Linked DNA regions of Homo sapiens: region 1 is linked to region 2. The links are chromatin loops, found by intact Hi-C in ENCODE. Cell type or tissue: OCI-LY7. All regions are shown on one strand. Links, peaks and the distances in the headings refer to the core of each region. The heading gives the core; the rest is flanking DNA. Region 1 has its middle 110 kb from the start of GPR12. Region 2 has its middle 53 kb from the start of GPR12.

Evidence for each region. Peaks named below come from ENCODE experiments on the same cell type or tissue, not always from the same donor. Only the 100,000 strongest peaks of a DNase experiment are listed, where the experiment ranks them.
Region 1: it touches region 2 in a loop (11-fold over the local background); 61 of 110 quality-filtered maps call a loop at or near these places.

Annotation. Positions count from the first base shown.
Region 1 is chr13:26,871,815-26,874,724 of GRCh38, reverse strand. No RefSeq gene overlaps it. Among named protein-coding and RNA genes, the nearest start is that of GPR12, 110 kb to the right of the region's middle. In OCI-LY7, for the core only: a CTCF peak has its summit at 1,670 (motif pointing right); a DNase peak (open chromatin) is centred at 1,644.
Region 2 is chr13:26,706,417-26,709,326 of GRCh38, reverse strand. No RefSeq gene overlaps it. Among named protein-coding and RNA genes, the nearest start is that of GPR12, 53 kb to the left of the region's middle. In OCI-LY7, for the core only: CTCF peaks have their summits at 1,226, 1,425 (motif pointing left) and 2,478; a DNase peak (open chromatin) is centred at 1,406.

The DNA of each region.
Region 1 (2,910 bases), core at 190-2,689, 170 kb before region 2:
TAATTGCAATTATTTGTATATGATACATAATTATAATTTTATAATATTTAGAAAATATTCTTAGTACAAATGTATCATCATTTATTTTACCATTTTCTTAGTGCTGGCCATCTGAAATGTTTCCAAATTTTCACTATTGTAAATAATAACACAATGAGCATTCTGGTCCATTTATTTGCAAATGCTCAATTTAACTAGCAGGACATGCAAATGTGTGTTTCAGGACAAGTACTCCACACTGGGCACCTTACACAATCAGGAGTTGGGAGCCTGGGTTCTGGTCCCACTTTGCTATTGTGTGACCCTGCAAATGGCTAGCATTTTGTAAGTCTAAGCTACAGCCATAATTTACCCTTTATGAACATTATTCTCCCTCATATCTCACAGCACTTTACAGTTTTTATTATTTTTGCCTCTACACGTGTCAAGTGAGAATATATCTGGGAATATTTAGTGATGATAATGAAGCAACCACTCTTATAAATCTTTACATGTGGAACTTCTAAGCTGTGCTCATTAGTAAGAACATTAGACTTAGATCACTGCTAGCAATTAACAGCAGACAACAATAATTAAGAAGCAGAACCATCTGAGATGAGATAGAGTATAATGCATGATGAGAGAGGGAGAAATGTATGGCAAGTTTGAAAGAGCAAATCCAGATTCTCTGGCTAAAAGTCTCTGCATTCAAGGGCGACTACAGCTAATACAGGGCAAAAGAAAATAAAAGCTAGAGTAATTGAGGCTGCCAGTGATCCCCTGGGGTCTAGTGAAAAGGCTATTATTAGACCTGCTTATTGTCATGCTTTAACACTCTCTCCAAAACTCTGGCCCAGAACTGCACCCACAAGGTGACTGGTGGTTTATTCCACAAAGCCCAGGGAAAGAATCTATGTCTCAATCACATTTTCTTCTTGGTTATGGAGAGATTTAAGTATAAGCAAAGAATGGAGCAGTTCCGTATGATCACTTTTGATAAACGGTGCTTTCCCCACCTTTGGTTTCATAGCCTAATGCCTGACAATCACCTTAAAGTCTTTTCTGGGCTAGCAAGATGCAAAGGGGTGAGGGGATTTGGTATTTAAGTGTCCTAGAGCCAACGGTGCTGCCTCCCAATTCCCTTCTCATTGAATCTAGTGGGATGATTCATCCGGCGGAGAGGCCCTATCACTCCAGGTAGTTTATGCTACTGCTGCAGTTCAGAAGACAGTAAATGGGCTGGTGGTTCACCGAGGGCCGCCTCCTCTGACTGAAGCTCCATCAGGACCACGCCAGGGAAAGTGAACTGCATGTCACTGTTGTCACACTTGGAAAGGGGCATCGCTTCTGCTATTCTACAGCACTTCTTGAGATATTGAAGTAAAAGTTTTAAAAGATTAAGAGAGACTGGGGCACGCGGAGAATCTTCTCCCCACGGTAGGGCTCTTTTCCATGCTGAGCTTGCGATGTGACTGCCAAACGCTTAAGTCCATTAAAGCAATAACCACCTGATTCCTTCTCATTAAAGGCATAGTGCTTTTCACCCAGAGATTTCCTCTTGTGGAAAAGGATTTCTGCCAAACAACGCTTTGCATGTAAAGTTTGCTTTGCAGAGACTTGGCTCTCAAGGCCGAATTGGGCAGCTCCCGGTGCTGAACACAGGCGTTGAGCCAACACCAGAGGGCGCCATTTCCCCTGCATCCCACGAGCAGCGGCTACTCAGGGTGGCGGATTCTGGCTTCTCTCTGGGTCCCAGGGTTTATGTCACGTAGGGCATGGCTTCATAGGAAAATGTTCTTAAGGTCAGCCAGGCAGGGAGATGAGCAACTCTGGGAGAAAGTAAAAAAGCAGAGCTGTTGGTGTTTTCCCATGCACGGTCACAACCTGTGCGCCCTGGGGGACAACGGAAGCCTGCAGAAGCTCAGCCCTCTCCACGCAAACCCAGGCCACAGATCAAAGAGGGAGCAGTGTGAGATCCCATCGCAGCCGAAGGAAACTGTCACCAGGACACTGGTCTCAATGCAAAACAGGCTTAGGCAGTGGTCAGAAGGCACACATGTGATTTTCTTTTTCACCGCTGGGCCATGCTGCTGTCTTCCTGCTCCTTTTCACCGGCCTCAGGAGGCCTGCCTTTCACCTGGGAATGGTGACTGTCCTGTGCACGTAGAGAGCGGCCGTCAGAGCTTTGGCAGGCGCGTTGGGAAGGCTTCTCGTTCATATGTTATAATATTGATACTAACAGCCAGAGCAATCAAACCCCTGCTGTGGGCTTGACATTCATTATCCCTCATACCCACAGCAAAGCTACAAGGAGGAATGAAGAAGCGGAGGCTCCAAGAGGCTGATGGCCTTGCCCAAAACTACACTGGAGTAAGTAGCAGAGACAGAAACGAACTCCCAGTCTACATGGCACTAAAGCCACGCACTTTCCACACCATATTGCATCCCAGTGATCAATCATTATGTGTTAAGGACAGCAAATGATTATCCATGCAATGAAAACTAGGAATAATTTTTTAAAATGATAAACCTCCCTGATTCACACTATTATGGATGTCCAGAAGAAAATAAACCTATTCACAAACCAGAGGCAATATCCGGCTAATGACCTTGAGTGAGGTCAGCACAATTACTAAACAATTTCACCAAAGAATGAGAATTGTTCCCCATGGTAAACAAGCCTGTGCTCAAGTTAGCAGGATACAGTTCCCTAGAGATTCCCCACTCCCAGCTATCCCTGGGGGCAAAGAAGGCTGTGTTGGTCCCTTATTTTCTCTCCCTTAAGGGCATAGTCTCAAAAGTGAGAACTAGAAATGTGGGAAGATCTACATTTGCAATATTACATTCTAAAAGGAAGTAGTAGCTCACTATTTTCCCAGCTTGAGATGTATATTTAATAAAAGGTTCACCACAGTCCGCATGTAGTACAGG
Region 2 (2,910 bases), core at 157-2,656:
GGGTAGAATCACCCTCAGTGGGCTGACAGCGGTGTGCTGTGAATTGTCCTGCTGTAGTCTTACTCTGGATCCTGTCAGCGAAGGCAGAGCCTTTCCTCTGTCTTCATATAGAATTTAAAACTTGAAGGACAGGACTTCTGCTGGTGAGAATTAGGTATTTTTAGGAGTTGTTGGGCCTCATTCTCTTGTGAAGCTTCTAGGCCTGCTCTTCTGTGCACACCTTTTCAGGAGAGGGTCACAGGAGGGCTATGACTCTGAGCCACCGCAGGAGTTCCAGAAGCTGGGCAGAGGGGCACGTGAGGTCAAGGCAAATAGGTCATCTCTTATATTCCGGAAAATCTAATCTCATGTTGCACTCTGTTTGCGTCTTTTTTTTTAATCTTCCTTGGGCTTAGGTAGAGTCTTCTTTGAAGTTCAGCCTAGTCTTTATTTTTAAATTTATTTTTTATTTCAATAGGTTTTGGGGGAACAGTGGTGTTTGGTTACATGAGTAAGTTCTTTAGTTGTGATTTCTGAGGTTTTGGTGCACCCATCACCCAAGCAGTGTACACTGTACCCAGTGTGTAGTCTTTCATCCCTCACCCACCTCCCACCCTCTCCCCCAGGTTCCCAGAGTCCACTGTATCATTCTTATGCATCCTCACAGCGTAGTCTTTCCACACCCTGGGGATAGGAAGGTAATAGTTGTAAGTCCTGCTTTGCTGAAGGAGGAGTAGAAATTCCCAGAAGCCAGTGGAAGCCAGTTTTTTTTTTTTTTAATTAGGACCCCAAGAAGGAGACGACTAACCAACAGGACAAGAGGAGGCGATGAGAAGCTCCAGGGATGAGAAGCAGCCGCGAAATCCTCTCAGCACTCACAGAAGCACTGCAAGTGAACTTTATTATGTCTCTGGGGTTAGGTATATATGTTTCTTCCTGGCTAATTCCGCTTATAAAAGTCCCCACCAGGATTCTTCAGAGAAAATATAGAAGAACCTATAGGGAGTTGGGAGTTAAACAGAGATTCTGGAAGTCAGACAGTGCTTCCACAAAAAACCTTCCACCTGCCCGCCGCCCCTACAATCTCCCTCTCCCAAGCTCCATGGAGGAGACATTCCTTCGGGTAGGAAGCGTGTACTTTCAAACAGGGTCAGTCTTGGGGAGCCGTAGTTTCAGAATGAGTCGCTCTAATTATATGCCCTTCATGAGAAGGCCCAGTGGTGGTGCCCACCTGGGGACTGGGCAGCCAGGTCACCTGAGGGCATGGGGGAGGCAGTGGCAGGGGCAGGGGAATGAGGTGGGTGGGAAGGCTCCAGGCACCACTCCTGGACCTGCAGGGGAGCTGAGAGGCCCTGGTGACACCTGGCACCGAACATCTTATCCTAGTCCTTTCAAACACGCTCAGACACGGGGATGCCTCCAAGGGTATGCTGAGCACCACTGACACCCAGTGGAAAGCCTTTGAACTTCTCTGTAAGTTGGTTTCCTAGAAGGCCTGGCAGGATGATCTAAACTCACGACAACATGCATCACAATGGTCATAAAGCAATACCTGGCATTTGCTCCCCAGCCCCCAGCAAGCTAAGGAAGAGTCCTCATTGTCACCGAATTTAGATTCATTGATGCTTACAACACACTCTAAGGGTAGGTGCCATTCTTAACAGGGACCAAGGCTCCCAGAGGTGAGCGACCTACCCAGGGCCATGAAGTAAGTGAGGGGCAGGTGAATGACTTGTGTGACTCCAAGGTCAGTGCCCTTCACTTTCTAACACACTCCTCCACCGCCCCCACCCCAGCAGGCAGGCTGCACACAACACTGCCTGGACCCTTCCCATCAGGCCTCTGTGCTGAGTAATGGGGCAGGTGGGATGCACGCATGCATACACACACACACACACGAAAGCACACAGAAACACACACATGCATGCACAAATGCACACACACACGTGCACACACATGCATGCATGTGCACACCCAGGCACACTCAGGGCTTGCCCGTTTGCTGGACTCGGGCCTTACTTTGAACTCTGTTCTGAGTGGCCCTAGGCCAGCCTACTTTCTTTTCTCTAGCAAATCTGTGGGCTGGAGCAACAGAGCCACAATGCTGCACCTTTGTGAGCAGCTGTCCAGATGGAAATGGCTGATGACACTGTTAGTATTCCAGTTCAGGGTCATGGATGGCCTGAACATATCCCAGCAGCTCAGGGTGCAGGACGGGAAGCAGCCCTGCTCAGGATGCCATCCCATTGCAGGATGCATCCACACACCCACACTCACTCAGACCGGGGCAATGTAGACACACCAGCAAACCTAACATGCACAGCTCTGGGGTGTGGGAGGAAACTGGAGTACCCAGAGAAAACCCACAAGACGTGGGGGCAACTGCACACTCCACACAGACAGTGCCCCAGCTGGGAAGCAAATTTTTTTCTCATCAAACATAATGAATGACGTTGATCAAAATGACATTATTCAAGGACTTGCTGTACTTCATTCCTTCATTGTCCTCCTCGCGCTAGAGGCAGTAGCTGTTCTTTTGCATCTACTAATTCTGGGCTCCTGTGGGTCTCCTTTTACCTCTTTTAATAATGAACCACCTTATCCTGTTCTACCTAATAATTCTTTATATTAAAATATTCCTATTTAAATAACCGGTCCAGCTTGTCTCCTGCTTGGAAGCTGACTGGCCGAGCCCCCTACTGGCAGGGTCACACAGGGGCTGCTGGTGAAGGCGGGAAGGCAGGGGACAGGGTCCCAGCCTGGTGTCAAGGCAGGGCGTGGAGGAGGATGTTGGTGCTAAGAGACTCCGTAACTGGAACAGAGGTCACATAAAGATCTTTTCAGGCCGGGCATGGTAGCTCACGCCTGTAATCCCAGTACTTTGGGAGGCTGAGATGGGTAAATCACCTGAGGTCAGGAGTTCAAGACCAG